Regions from separate parts of the Homo sapiens genome. Here region 1 is linked to region 2. Evidence: read pairs that join two places in POLR2A ChIA-PET (ENCODE). Cell type or tissue: IMR-90. All regions are shown on one strand.

Region 1 (8,000 bases), 380 kb after region 2:
TGCAACCTCTGCCTCCTGGGTTGAAGTGATTCTCTTGCCTCAGCCTCCCAAATAGCTGGGACTACAGGCACACACCACCACACCCTGCTAATTTTTGTATTTTTAGTAGAGATGGAGTTTCACCATGTTGGCCAGGATGGCCTCGATCTCTTGACCTCATGATCCACCCACTTTGGCCTCCCAAAGTGCTGGGATTAAGGTGTGAGCCACTGCGCCCAGCCAACATTTCATAATGTTTTAAGAAAGATTATGAATTTGTGCTGGGCTGCATTCAAAGCCATTCTGGTTTGCGTGTGGCCCATGGGCTGCTGGTCGGAGAAGCTTGATTTAACACATCTCTAGGAAGTTCCAAAGTTTCCCTCATCTTCCTGCCATCTTCTGACCTTCCACACTGTTCCAGCCTCTTTCCATTACCCATCTCCAAAGGTGCTTCCACATTTTCAGGTATCTTTATAGCAATGCCCCACTCCTTGGTACCAGTTTTCTGTGTTAGTTTGTGGGGTTTTTTTGGTTTTTGTTTTTTTTGGTTTTTTTTTTTTTTTGAGATGGAGTTTCACTCTTTTTGCCCAGGCTGGAGTGCAATGGCGCAATCTTGGGTCACTGCAACCTCCGCATCCCAGGTTCAAGTAATTCTCCTGCCTCAGCCTCCTGAGTACCTGGGGTTACAGGTGCCCACCACCATGCCCAGCTAAATTTTTTTGTATTTTTAGTAGAGATGAGGCTTCACCATATTGGCCAGGTTGGTCTCCAACTCCTGACCGCAGGTGCTCCACCAACCTCGGCCTCCCAAAGTGCCGGGATTACAAGCGTGAGCAACCGTGCCTGGCCCTAGTTTGTTCTTACATTGCTATAAAGAAATACTTTTCTCTTTCTTTTTTTTTTTTTTTTTTTTGAGCTGGAGTCTCACTCTGTCGCCAGGCTGGAATGCAGTGGCGCGATCTTGGCTCACTGCAACCTCTGCCTCCCAGGTTCAAGCGATTCTCCTGCCTCAGCTTCCCGAGTAGCTGGGACTACAGGTGCGCACCACCATGCCCAGCTAATTTTTTTATTTTTAGTAGAGACTGGTTTTCACCATGTTGGCCAGGAAGGTCTTGATCTCTTGACCTCGTGATCTGCCCGCCTTGGCCTCCCAAAGTGTTGGGATTACAGGCATGAGCCACTGCTCCCGGCAAGGAATTATTTTAAGCCTGTAATCCCAGCAGTTTGGGAGGCTGAGGCGGGCGGATCACAAGGTCAGGAGTTTGAGACCAGCCTGGCCAACATGGTGAAACCTTGTCTCTACTAAAAATACAAAAATTAGCCAGGCATGATGCCACGTGCCTGTATTCCCAGCTACTCGGGAGGCTGAGGCAGGAGAATTGCTTGAACCCAGGAGGCAGAAGTTGCAGTGAGCAGAGATCATGCCACTGCACTCCAGCCTGGGCAAGAGGGCAAGACTCTGTCTCAAAAAAAAAAAAAAAAAAAGGCCAGGTGTGATGGCTCACGCCTGTAATCCCAGCACTTTGGGAGGCCGAGGCAGGCGGATCACCTCAGGTCGGGAGTTCGAGGCCAGCCTGACCAACATGGAGAAACCCCGTCTCTACTAAAAATACAAAATTAGCCAGGCATGGTGGTGCATGCCTGTAATCCCAGCTAATTGGGAGGCTGAAGCAGGAGAATTGCTTGAACTCAGGAGGCAGAGGTTGCAGTGAGCCGAGATTGCACCATTGCACTCCAGCCTGGGCAACAAGAGCAAAACTCTGTCTCAAAAAAAAAAAGAAAGAAAGAAAGAAAGAAAGAAAGAAAAAAGAAAAGAAAAAAAAAGAAACACCTAAGACTGAGTAATTTTATTTATTTATTTATTTTTGAGACAGAGTCTCGCTCTGTCGCCCAGGCTGGAGTGCAGTGGCGTGATCTTGGCTCGCTGCAACCTTTGCCTTCTGGGTTCAAGCAATTCTCTGGTCTCAGCCTCCTGAGTAGCTGGGACTACAGGCACCCAACACCACAACTGGCTAATTTTTGTATTTTTAGTAGAGATGGGGTTTCACCATATTGGTCAGGCTGGTCTCAAACTCCTGACCTCAGGTTTTTCCCCTGCCTCGGCCTCCCAAAGTGCTGGGATTACAGGCATTAGCCACTGTGCCCAGCCAAGACTGGGTAATTTATTAAAGAAAAGAAATTGGCATTCTCCTGCCTCAGCCTCCTGAGTAGCTGGGATTACAGGCGCCCGCTACCATGCCCGGCTAATTTTTTGTATTTTTAGTAGAGACGGGATTTCACCGTGTTAGCCAGGATGGTCTTGATCTCCTGACCTCGTGATCCGCCCGCCTCGGCCTCCCAAAGTGCTGGGATTACAGGTGTGAGCCACCACGCCCAGCCTGACATTAAATCGACCAGCCTTTTGAGTGCTTCAGTGAGAGATTTTATGCAGAATCGCAGCCAAGACAAAAAGACAATCTGAGAGCAGGCACACACATTTTAGAGGACAAAATAATGAAATTTCTTTATCAGTTCCATCATTATATTTTTTTCATTAAAAAAAAAAAGAAATTGGCTGGGCACAGTGGCTCACGCCTATAATTCCAGCACTCTGGGAGGCTGAGGTGGGTGGATCACCTGAGGTCAGGAGTTTTAGACTAGCCTGGCCAACATGGTGAAATCCCGCCTCTACTAATAATACAAAAAAAAATAGCTGGGCGTGGTGATGCACACCTGTAATCTCAGCTTCTCGGGAGGCTGAGGCAGGCAGGACAATTGCTTGAACCCGGGAAGGGGAGGTTGCAGTCTGCCGAGATTGCGCCATTGCACTCCAGCCTGGGCAAAAAGAGTGAGACTCTGTTTCAAAAAAAAAGAAAAGAAAGAAAGAAGAGGTTTAGGCTGGGCTTGGTGGCTCATGCCTGTAATCCCAGCACTTTGGGAGGCTGAGGCGGGCAGATAACCTGAGGTCAGGAGTTCAAGACTAGCCTGACCAACATGGACAAACCCTGTCTCTACTAAAAATACAAAATTAGAGCTCGGCACGGTGGCTCACGCCTGTAATCCCAGCACTTTGGGAGGCCGAGGCAGGCAGATCACAAGGTCAGGAGATTGAGACCATTCTGGTTAACACGGTGAAACCCCATCTCTACTAAAAATACAAAAAATTAGCTGGGCGTTGTGGTGGGCGCCTGTAGTCCCAGCTACTCGGGAGGCTGAGGCAGGAGAATGACCTGAACCCGGGAGGAGGAGCTTGTAGTGAGCGTAGTGAGCAGAGATGGCACCACTGCACTCCAGCCTGAGAGACAGTGAGACTCTGTCTCCAAAAAAAAAAAAAATAATACAAATTTAGCTGGGCGTGGTGGCTCATGCCTCTAATCCCAGTTACTCGGGAGGCTGAGGCAGGAGAATTGCTTGAACCAGGGAGGTGGAGGTTGTAGTGAGCTAAGAGATCATGCCATTGCACTCCAACCTGGGCAACAAGAGTGAAACTCCATCTCAAAAAAATAATAATAGTAAAAAAAAAGGGGTTTAATTAATTTACAGTTCCACCAACTGTATAGGAAGCATGATGCTGGTATCTGCTCAGCTTCTGGGGAAGCCTCAGTCAACTTACAATCATGGCCGAAGGCAAAGGGGAAGCAGACACATCTTACATGGCCAGAGTAGGACTGAGAGAGAGAGAGATGCTACACACTTTTATTTTTATTTTATTTTTTGAGACTGAGTCTCACTCTGTCACCCAAGCTGGAGGGCAGTGGTGGGATCTCAGCTCACTGCAGTCTCCACCTCCCAGTTCAAGCAATTCCCTGCATCAGCCTCCCAAGTAGCTGGGATTACGGGTGCTCACCAGCATGCCCAGCTCATTTTTGTATTTTTAGTAGAGATGGGGTTTCACCACGTTGGCCAGGCTGGTCTCAAACTGTTGACCTCATTGATCTGCCCACCTCAGCCTCCCAAATTGCTGGGATTACAAGTGTGAGCCACCGCACCCAGCCAACACACTTTTAAACGACCAAATCTCCTGAGAACTCTATCACTATACAGGACCAAGCGGGGATGGTGTTAAACCATGAGAGACCACCCCCATGATCCAATCACCTCCCACCAGGCCCCACCCCCCATATTGAGGATTATAATTCAACATGAGATTCGGGCAGAGATGCAGATCCAAACCATATCACATGAGGAATAAATTGTTGTAAAAGTGCTCATCAGCACCACTACACTGCAGCCTAGGCAACAGAGTGAGACTCTCTCTCAAAAACAAAACAAAACACACACATACAAAATGTGCTCATCAGCTGTCTAATACTTTACACAGGATTATGTTTATTGCTGCTCAGTCTAATTTATGGCCCCGTCAGCCACACTGACTACTTCAGACAAGACACAGAGCAAAGAAATATCACCTTGTGTGTCCCCTCTCCCAACACTATCTTCTTTCCCAATGACAGGGGTGGGGTATGTTCTATCATGCCCCTCTTCAATCTTTCATATTTCTACATGACCTTAGGCTTTCTAAATGCTCTCACATCCATTATCATATTTAATCTTATTCCAATTGTTGAAGAAAGCAGGTCAAGTGGGGAAGCCAAGGCCCAGCATGGTGAAGTGATCTGCTCAGGGACATACCATGTGGAAACAGCTTCAGGGTCCCCATCTTTCTCTGGCTTCTCTGACCTCCTCATCTGTTTATGTACTGTTCTCTCTGCTGCAGATGCTGTTCCTTTTATTAACTGCTACCTCAAGACTCATCTCAGGTGGCAGCTCTCCAGGAACTCTTTCTTCACTTTTCTAAGCCTGGGTGAGAGGCCTCTCCAAGCACTCCTTCCCACTGTATCTACCTCTCTCATAGCATGGATCTAGTCTGTGTCTGCCACATGAGACTGGGAGCTTCCAGAGGGTATGGACTGTCATTAATTTCTATATCTGTGTACCCAGCACAGTACCTGGCACATTGCCTTTAAAATGTCTGATAAATGAATGGATGGATGAGCAATGCATAGATAGAGTGGTAGTGTCGTTTGCCTAAGGTCACTCAGCTAGAATTATAAACTGAAAAACAAATGTTTAAAGAAGGTTGAAGCTGGGCACAGTGGCTCGTGCCTGTAATCCCAGCAGGAGGCTGAGGCAGGAGGATCACTTGATGCCAAGAGTTCAAGGCTGCAGTGAGCTATAATTGTGCCACCGCATTCCAGCCTGGACAAGAGAGCAAGGCCCTGTCTCTAGGGGAAAAACGTTGAAAAACTACGAACTCAAGATTTTTCCTAAGTATTTTCCAGTATCTCAGACCAGGTGTTCTGGCTTCTAGTGCCACATGCTCCCCATTGCCCTCTCATGAGTGCCCATCGCAGAATGGAGGTGCAAGGGAGTAAGACTCTGGACCTGTTATTTATAGCCTGTTGAGGAAGCACCAGAGCTTGAAAACCTGTCCCAGAAAGGTAAATGGTGTCCCTCAGCTCCTTTGCTGACCCAGGGTCACTTCCTCTTGCATTTCTTGTTTTTTTTTTGAGGCGGATTCTCGCTCTGTTGCCCAGGCTGGAGTGCAGTGGCGCGATCTGGGCTCACTGCAAACTCTGCCTCCCGGGTTCATGCCATTCTCCTGCCTCAGCCTCCCGAGTAGCTGGGACTACAGATGCCCGCCAACATGCCCGGCTAATTTTTTGTATTTTTAGTAGAGACGAGGTTTCACCTTGTTAGCCAGGATGGTCTCAATCTGCTGACCTTGTGATCTGCCCGTCTCGGCCTCCCAAAGTGCTGGGATTACAGGCGTGAGCCACCACGCCCGGCCTCTTCCTCTTGCATTTCTGATTCCCACACCTTGCAAGGCAAGTATGGCCATTCAGACATATGGTTCCTAAACTTTTCAAACCCCTTTAACAGGGAAGGGTGCTAATGACCTGAGGTCTTACACACTCCCCCGTACTGGGATTTGCACAACTTGGTGAGGGCAAGTCATTCCATCCTGAACCCCTAGATGTGCCCCATTAGGAGCTCTAGGGAAGCCCAGCAACTACTGCTGTTAGTGCTGCTACTGCAGAGCCAGAAGTTAAGGCACCAAAAATGGAAGTGTCTTATATTGGATTGAATTCCTCTGAAACAGATCCTGAGACAAGGATGTAAGTGCAAAGCATTTTTTGGGAGGTAATCTCAGGAAACACCCATCAGGAGTGGTAAAGTGAGATAGGGAAGGAAAGGAAGTTAATGAAGGGATGTTACCAAGCCAGTTACCACTGTAGGCAACTGGAGCCCTATCCTACTGGGGAACGTCAGGAGATGATATGGGACATGCTGTCATGAGGCAACTCAGGACAAGGAAGCCAGGTGCTTATGCCCCACCCTTTTACCACTTGCCATTTTGCCTCTGGGGCCTTCCACTCTCTGGCACTTCTAGTTTGCCAGGCATGTAGATGTTCTAAGTGGGCAGCCTTGGATGGGCAGAGGTGAATGCCAAGGGCATGTGGATGGGACCTAGGCAAAGCTCACTGAGGTCTCATCAGCATTCTAGCCTGGCTTGGTGTCAACTGAGCTTCATCCTCATCTTCTGTAAAAGGAAGGGAATGATCCATCTCTCCAGCTAGGTGGTGTGAAGTTAGTGGAGATAAAGGTATGGTGGAGCGGGATGATTGACAATTAGAACTAATGCCAACTCCCCATCTCCTGGCACATTAGAGAGAGATTTAGAAGTCAAACACCAAAGAGAATGCCAGTCAGGTTGACTCCAAGGGGAAATGGCTTTAGATTTAGATCTTGATGAAATTTCTGAGTTGGCTGATGATAGAAGCAGGAGCTCCCCAGCCTGCACACAACTACTGGTCAATTCACACCCAACCCACACCAAACCTCAAGGAAGAAAAATCGCTTTCTTCTCAGCTCCAAACTTTGGTTCAATTATTATTCCCCAGTGGACAGGAACTGCCAGGGAAGAAGGACAAAGCTGCTATGGTAATGAAGGACTGTTTACTGATCAGCAGGAAGGAAGGGCAGCCAGAATGAGGTCAGGAACAGATGAATCTGCCCCATTGGGTGGATGGCATGTGTGATTTATAAGCTCTCTCCCTTGAAGATCCAAAAGTTTCTGAGTGGGGAGGGGAATGAAGAATGAAGGAAAGGACTAAGATAGAGACAGAAGTCTGTTTATTCTTCCCTTTCCGCATTATCAGTCAAGGCAGTAAATTCAGCAAATCTACTCGACACTAATCTTGTTAGACTAATTGACTATAATTCAGTTCACTGTGGGGATAATCAGATTTGTGTAAACTTTCACAATAGTCTCCAAAGGCTTCATATATCTTGACGGATATAGTCTTTAAAATGCCCGTGCCCTGGTCTTAGAATGGGAGAGGAGACACCGCAGGCTGGTGGGAAGGAGCGGCTTCAGAACCCAAAGAGATGCACAGAGCCACCCCTTATCTTAGCCCCGCTTTTAGGCCTTCACTCCACCCCCTCCTGGTGAGCTGGCTCCAAAGCTGATGGATGGGACTGAGACTGGCCTGGGTTGGCAGATAGGCATATCTTACGAATGACAGGGTAGTCACCCTGCACCCTTCCAAATCTAATTGTCCGATAATTGCTGATCCAATCAGGAGTGTGTCTGGCATATAATCATCAACAATAAAGGCAATTCTTGTGATTATTAGTCAAGATAATGCATATAAACTTGTTAAAAGGTAAACTTGGGCACACTGAAATTTTAAAGAGTTTATTTGAGTGGACAGCAACTCATGAATCACGCAGGGCCAAATCACAAGCAGTTTGGGTTCCACCAATGGGTGCAAGGAAAAACCTTTTATAAGGTGTTTGGGAAACACAAAGAAAATATTTGCTTGGTTGAAGTGTAAAGTCCCTGCTTGGTCGTTAGCTGGCGGTTTCATATTGGTGAAATCTTTAAAATGAGCATAGTTGGCAGTTTCTGATTGGTTTAGCTTAACTTTCACTTTATGGTTTACGTTGACTTTGATTTTAGTTTGTTTATGTAGGAACTGAAGGTGCTGAAGCCATCTCAGCCTAATGGCCTCTGTGGACAAAAGCAGTCAAACTCT
Region 2 (8,000 bases):
GTTGTGTTGGCTGAGATTGAAAGTGCTGTACATTTCTTTCCAACCAGCATTTTTTCAGTATCTGAACCAGACACTGCTAGTGCTAAGTGTGATCAAGTTGAATAGACAGAGTAGTTGTTCAGATGAGTTCAGAGTCTTGTGAGACAGAAGACAGATATGTAAACAGATGAATTGATGTAATAGAATGTGATAACTGCTCTTGAATTACGAATGTAGATACATATCCATTATGCATTTAATTTAATGTAAAAAAATAGCTGTGATATTTTCAGGAAACCCATTTCTCAGTCATCACAAGTTAAAGTTGTGACTTGATTAAAACCTGTTAAAATTCAGTGGAAGCAAAGGTATGCGTTTACCTGTATGCTAAAGGCACAAAAAACTAATCTAAGCAGAAGGCTGGCCTTTTCTTTTCCCAAGTATTGTGCAGATACAATTGGCTTGAACATGTCTCTAAACTGACTTTCCCAGGAACTGGCCAGGCCATCTCTTTCTTTTTGGTGCAGATCAACCTGCCAGAAGTCAGAAGTAAACTTGTTTTGGTTTGTAAATTAGACACGTGAATGATAGACAATGATGACCCATTGGAAAAGGAAAACTTCATTATCCTTGCAGATGAAACCAAAAAGTATGCTCTTTAAGGATGAGAAATGAGAAGCTGACCAGTCACTAACTCATTTAAACCATGCAGCCTCCTGTTACAGTATGTATTGTTATGTCCATTTTATAGCTAAAAAACTGAAGTTCAAAGGTTAAATGGATGAAAGAGCAAGTGGCAGAGCCAGGATGCAAACTCAGCTCTGTCAGATTCCAAAATCCATGTGCTTTCCACTATAACATACTGTCTCCCAGCAGAATTACTGTCCCTGAAGAACCATAGAACAACAATTGCCAGGCTTGTTGTTGGAAATATTCAACTGATACTCAATTGTTAAATTTTTTTTAAGTCAGTTATCTGTCTTAGAAGACAAAACAACATCACGAGTTTTATTTCTGCTAGAGGATTATTTGAAGTTTTTTTTGCAGTTCAGATAAAGTCAGGTTATGGGCATCGCTAAAACACAGATTCCTTAACTGTTTGATGGTTAATCCTTCATACCATACTCTGGAGTTTCTCCCCAGTGTGGAATCTTAGTGGAATCAATGACGTCATCATCCTACATTAGCATTTGAAGGGTTTGCATTCCAGGCTGCCTCTAGAATTGTGGCCCATGAATCATCTTACTGAAAATAATCAATCTACATGTTATTGTTCCCTTGTGGTATTTTACAAGTTATGGTGGCATTATTTCAGAAAAGCAAAAATTTAGGGGACTGATGGACAGATAGACAATAGAGACGGTCAGATACATATTTGATTGAAATCATGTTACAATTTCATTTAAATGAAATAAAGCCATCTAACAAATTATATAGAAATGATTCAGCCGGGTGCAGTGGCTCACGCCTGTAATTCCAGCACTTTGGGAGGCCGAGGTGGGCGGGTCACTTGAGGTCAGGAGTGCCAGACCAGCTTGACCAAAATGGAGGAACCCCGTCTCTACTAAAAATACAAAATTAGCCAGGCATGGTGGCACAAGCCTGTAATCCCAGCTACTTGGGAGTCTGAGGCAGGGGAATCTCTTGAACCAGGAGGCGGAGGTTGCGGTGAGGCCGAGGTTGCGGTGAGCCGAGGTTGCGCCATTGCACTCCAGGCTGGGCAACAAGAGCAAAACTCCATCTCAAAAAAAACAAACAAAAAAAATGTAATGTTTCAGTTTCCTGGTAATAATATTCTGATGTTAAAAGACATATCTTTTTTAAAATGTTCAATGATAAAAAATTTATTAATATAAAAGTTGTTATTCATTTTCATTAACATCCATTCCAGTAGCTTAACTAATGTAGTTCTAGTTTGGCCTTGTCTCAGATGAGAATACCTGAGATGGTGTAAACAGATATCCAGGTAGACAGACCTTTTGTTCTTGTTTTGAGATAGAGTCTTGCTCTGTCTCCCAGGCTGTAGTGCAGTGGTGCAATCTCAGCTCACTGCAACCTCCACCTCCTGGGTTCAAGCGATTCTCTTTCCTCAGCCACCTGAGAAGCTGGGATCACAGGTGTGCGCCACCATGCCCGGCTAATTTTTGTATTTTTAGTAGAGATGGGGTTTCACCATGTTGGCCAGGCTGGTCTTGAACTCTTTATCTCAGGTGATCTGCCTGCCTCGGCATTCCAAAGTGCTGGGATTACATGCGTGAGCCGCTGCACCCAGCCCAGACCTGTTTTTAATAGCTTTGCACTAATGTTCTCATTTGAGGGAAGAGATATCTGAATGTTTGTTTATGGGCATAAGGCTACTTCCTTCTTTTCTTCAATATACATATAAATCTTGCTGACATCATATATGAGAGACAGAGAAAGAGATGTGTACACACACACACTTACACATTCACACATTCACACTCACAGAGAGATATAGCAGAGTTGCATGAGTCTTAGAACTAAACAAAACAAAAACCTGATACCTATTATGTTGTCCCAGAAAGCGAATTAAACTGGATCTTAAAAAGACATGTATGCGGCCGGGCGCAGTGGCTCACGCCTGTAATCCCAGCACTTTGGGAGGCCGAGGCAGGTGGATCACGAGGTCAGGGGTTCGAGACCAGCCTGACCAACATGGTGAAACCCTGTCTCTACTAAAAATAGAAAAATTAGCTGGGCGTGGTGGTGGGCACCTGTAATCCCAGCTACTTAGGAGGCTGAGGCAGGAGAATTGCTTGAACCTGGGAGGCGGAGGTTGCAGTGAGCCGAGATCGCGCCATTGCACTCCAGCCTGGGTGACAAAGTGAGACTCCGTCTCAAAAAAAAAAAAACGTGTGCTAGACCTAGTTCTATTTAACTGTATTCACATTAACAACTCTGGCCTCAGTACTCATCTGTAGAATGAGAGTGCTGAATTAGATTATTGCTGAGGCTCCTTCCAGCTTTGTGAATCGTTGTTTAGCTGAGGTTTTTCCACCATACAATTCCTAAGGCTGATAAAATGAGAGGATCAGATGTAAGCAGTGGTTACCAAGGGAGTCTCTGGAGTCAATTTACCTGGGTTCACATCCCATTTCTACCACATACTAGCTGTGAGGCTTTGAGCAAGTTTTTTAGCCTCTATGCCTCAGGTTTCTCATCTGTTAAATGAGGAGGATGATGATAATGATGAATTTGTTGGGGATGGTTATAGCATATCACCTAAGGTTGTTGTGAAGACTGAATTAGTTAATACCTGTACATGTCAAGTACTTAGAACACTGTCTGGCATACATTAATGTTTAGCTCAATAAATGTTTATCTTTTTTTCATTATTACTATTATTGTTTAAATTCTTCTTAGAAAACTGCTATAGAACTCTGAAGTGGTGGTGATTATTGCTGATAGTATATCATAATTAATTTCTCTATTAAGCATAGATCCAGATAATCTGGTAACCTGGAATCTGCTTTAATGTAAATAGAGCACTATGTATTTGAATAGAGTACTACAGTGTTATAAATGTTGACCCTAAAAAATACTAGCTTAATTATAGAGCTGATCTCTTGAGGCCTGCTTCAAAGTCTATGTTGGCAGTATTGAATAAACAAGCATCTTGATCCCTTGGCACCATTGTAATTTCTTTGTAAGTGCACTATTCATATTATATTTCAGGATAACTCAAAACATCTTTCCTCGTGGGATCCTGAAATTGATTTTCTCTAAAAATGTTCCCAAACCATTCTGTTTTATATAATGCTGTCTATAATATGGCTGGGAAAAAACAGACTGATAAGGCAAAATAAGGCATTCTGAGAAATACTGTGTTGTAGTGCTGTCATGGTAAGAGGAAGGCTTAGATCCCCCTTACCTACAATTCAATTAGATCCAGTTGTTCTAATCATCTGTCAAAGTAGTAAGTGGTTAACATGTTGTGTGAGTTTGCTAGGGCTGCTATAACAAAGTACCACAGATGGGGTGGCTTAAAAAATAGAAATTTATTTTTTCACAATTCTGGAGCCTAGAAGTCTGAGATCAATGTGTGGGCAAGATTGGTTTCTTCTGAGGCGTCTCTCCTTGGCTTATAAAGATGGCTGTCTTCACATTGTCTTAACTCTGACCCGTCTATATCTCTATTTCCTCTTCTTATAAAACACCAGTCATATTGGATTAGAGCCCACCCTAATGACCTCATTTTAACTTAATTATCTCTTTAGAGATCCTGTTTCCAAAATCAGTCACATTTTGAGGTACTGGGGCTTAGGACTTCAACATATGAATTTTGGGAGGTACAAGTCAGCCTGTGTTATGTGTATTTAACACATGTATTATAGTAATCCAAATATTCCAGTAATATCTTTCACCTTCATCTGAGAGAAGCTTGATTTGAGATATATACTGTTTAATATTGGAATTGAATAAAATGAGATCAGTTATTATACCTTGATTTTAGAACTTTTGTAAATAGTAACAAAAACGGCTTTCTTTTTTCTTTCTTTTTTTTTTTTTTTTTTTTTTGAGGCAGGGTCTCGCTGTATTGCCCGGGCTGGAGTGCAGTGACGTAATCTTGCCTCACTGCAACCTCCACCACCCGGGCTCACGCAATTCTCCTGCCTCAGCCTACCAAGTAGCTGGGACTACAGGCACACATGCCACCATGCCTGGCTAATTTTTGCATTTTTTGTAGGGACAGGATTTTGCCATGTTGTCCAGGCTGGTCTCAAACTTCTGAGCTCAGGTGATTTGCCGGCCTCAGCCTCCCAAAGTGTTGGGATTACAGGTGTGAGCCACGCCCTTCAAAAACAGCTTTCTTTAACAAATGTACAAAAGATCTGCTTTCTTAATCAAAAAATTACTTTCTTTCTTTTTTTTTTAATTTTTTTTTTTTTTTTTTTTTTGCTGTTGCCCAGGCTGGCCTTGAGCGCCTGGCCTCAATTGATCCTCCTGTTTGGCCTCCCAAAGTGCTGAGATTACAGGCATATGCCACTGCACCCAGCCAGAAAATTATTTTCTAGTGGCACATTGACATGTTTTACTTCCTAGCCTAACCCTTAAATGCCAAAGAGGAATGAAAGGGACCATTTAGAATGTTGTCACTCTTTTATCCCAAATGAATAAATAATCCTTCTGAAAAATTAGAATCTTAAATCTTTTGAGATAGTCAAGGTAGTGTGTCAACACCTTCTACCTCCAATATGAGGTTGTTTTGTATACATTTTAATTTTTTTTTAAGGAGCAACCCTATTAACTGAAGCTTTGAATGCATTTTTTAAAATAGCAGTGCATTTCTGTTCATATTCAGATTTAGTATTTGTAAATGTGGCAAGTTTCTTTTTTATTATTATTTCATGTATACTGGGTTTTTAAGAAAAGTACATGATCTAGTGGCAAACTATCAAAAACACCCATTTCACATGTCCATCTTGGCTCTTTGAGTTTTAAGAATTTACTGGCCTCCTATATTTTGGCTTGGCTTATATGTATTGAAAGAGTATTTACGGGCCGGGCATGGTGGCTCACACCTATAATCCCAGCACTTTGGGAGGCTGAGGTGGGCGAATCACTTGAGGTCAGGAGTTCAAGACCAGCCTGGCCAACATGGTGAGACCCCCGTCTCTACTAAAAATATAAAAACTAGCCAGGCGTGGTAGCACGCACCTGTAGTCCCAGCTACTTAGGAGGCTGAGGCAGGAGAATTGCTTAAACTGCGGAGGCAGAGGTTGCAGTGAGCCAAGGTTGTGCCAGTGCACTCCAGCCTGGGCAACCAAGTGAGACTCTGTCTCAAAAAAAAAAAAAAAAAAAAGGAGTCTTTACATAATTGGAGTCAATTTCCTTTATAACTTTGCTCGCTAATCACTAATCACTTTGCTCACCAATACTAAAAACTCACTGAATGACCTTAATCTGAGTCATTTGTAGTCCAAATATAAATTTCTTAAATTTGATAGCTGAGTATAAATTTCTTAAGTTCGATATCTGAGTATATAATTAAAAAGTGATTTTTATCCAGCGTTGCAAGAATGCTCTCCTAGGTAAAATTACTGATTAAAAAAAATTAGTCCAGTTGATTTATTTAAATAGATCTATATAGATTTTTTTGAGGCATTTCTATGTCAGGAGCTATCTAAGCCTCATCTAAAAATGTTGTTTTCCTACCTTATGTGGAAAAACCTACCACCTGGAAAGAAATAAAGCCTCAGTTCTATGTAGATATGCTCACACCCAGATAATAGACAGACAAACATCTTGCTTGTACTCCACCCTGCCCTGCCCTGTCCTGCCCTGTCCTACTGCTTACATGGCTATAGAAGCTGTTTAGGGTGTTTCTTTTTCCGCCATTCAGTCTCTATATGGTAAAATGGCAGCAGCAATGCTTGTTATCTTATAGAATTAAGTCAGAATTCCAGAGCAGAAACTGGGACTTCTTCAAGAAAGAAGAAGCATAACCGAAACCAGAATAAGTGGAGCTCGGATAGTATCCAGAGAGGGGAAAATATCAGAATAAAATGAGCAGAGCCACACCAACATACTTCTAGGCAAAATCAGTACTACAGTTAAGGAGGCACAGTGGGGTAGTTGGGGGGATGCAGTTTTTGATACCCATAACTTCTGACTGTTGGCACAAGAAAGTTCATCTAGAAAAGACTCATGCTGTCCTGGCTATTGGGCTAAGATTTCATGGTGGGATGAAACCTGTGAATACACCAAATGGTATGCTGGGCAGGCTCATTTGAAATCACTTATTGATAACATAAAAATAAGTGTAGGCCGGGCACGGAGGCTCACACCTGTAATCCCAGCACTTTGGGAGGCCAAGGCGGGGGGATCACCTGAGGTCAGGAGTTTGAGACCAGCTTGACCAACATGGAGAAACCCCATCTCTACTAAAAATATAAAATCAGCTAGGCATGGTGGCGCATGCCTATAATCTCAGCTACTCAGAAGGCTGAGGTGGGAGAATAGCTTGAACCCGGGAGGCGAAGGCTGCGGTGATCAAGATCGTGCCATTGCACTCCAGCCTGGGCAATGAGAGCGAAACTCCATCTCAAAAAAAAAAAAAAAGTGTTATACTTAGCCCTTAAATGGGTTTATTTTTCCAGGCTATTAAAATATCTTTTTTAAAAATAAATATCTTTATCTTTTTTATTGTATATATTTATATGTGTATTTTTTATTGAGAAAACTATAAAGCTTAATATAGCTATAGCTGGCTATGCCACAGTGTATGATAATGTATCCAGATAATTTGTCTACAAGTGGTTTTTATTTCAGATTTATAGACTGTAGCATTCCTTAGAAATATCTATGTCTAAACTCTAAGGAAAGTTGGGTCTTGGAAGGAATTAGCTGAGCATTTAGTTGAAATGATCTTGCTCTTCGGAGTTACTGATGATGAAAATGACAAGTGACAGCTTACTTAGAAGATAAGTAGGGAATGAGTCCATAGACTTAGAAATATCTGTGTCTAAACTCTAAGGTAATTCGGGTCTTGGAAGGAATGAGCTGAGCATCTAGTTGAACTGATCTTGTCCTTCAGAGTCACTGATGATGAAGATGACAAGTGACAGCTTACTTAGAAAATAAGTAGGGAATGAGTCTATAGACACCATGTGGCATACCAAAAATCTGTCAGTTTTTCTGATAATGAATATGGGGCTAGAAATACCCTTTTTCTGAATATCCTTGGCCACATAATTCTGCCCATATATTGGGCAGAAATTGCTGGAATAGCTTATGCAGTGGTTTGTGTATATGTTGTTGGGTCTATATTCTTGACTGTATAACAAATTCATACTTCCTGTCCTAACTTGAGAGATCTGTAATTAGTTTAATTACTGATTCTTGTTTTAATGAAGCAACCAAGGACTTACTGCAGCATTATTTCTTCCTTTGACACTGTCCCCATTTGACTGTTAGGTTTCAGCAACTCAAATGGGCTTTCAGACTTAGTGCCTTAAAATAAAAGGCAAAGATTACATTTTATCAAATAAAATTTAAAG

What was found. ChIA-PET counts read pairs that join two places held together with the same protein. Peaks named below come from ENCODE experiments on the same cell type or tissue, not always from the same donor. Only the 100,000 strongest peaks of a DNase experiment are listed, where the experiment ranks them.
Region 1: POLR2A ChIA-PET joins it to region 2 with 14 read pairs; 3 of 35 experiments call an interaction of 5 or more read pairs at or near these places.

What each region holds. Positions count from the first base shown.
Region 1 is chr1:112,784,025-112,792,024 of GRCh38, forward strand. No RefSeq gene overlaps it. Among named protein-coding and RNA genes, the nearest start is that of NUTF2P4, 40 kb to the left of the region's middle. RefSeq lists enhancers at 7,414-7,988, 7,989-8,000. In IMR-90, no CTCF peak of the experiment used is centred here; a DNase peak (open chromatin) is centred at 4,727; H3K27me3 peaks cover 181 bases.
Region 2 is chr1:112,403,345-112,411,344 of GRCh38, forward strand. All of the region lies in intron 1 of CTTNBP2NL (CTTNBP2 N-terminal like), which reads left to right. Among named protein-coding and RNA genes, the nearest start is that of CTTNBP2NL, 11 kb to the left of the region's middle. RefSeq lists an enhancer at 1,131-1,656 and a silencer at 4,409-4,596. In IMR-90, no CTCF peak of the experiment used is centred here; DNase peaks (open chromatin) are centred at 117 and 1,147; H3K27ac peaks cover 1,804 bases.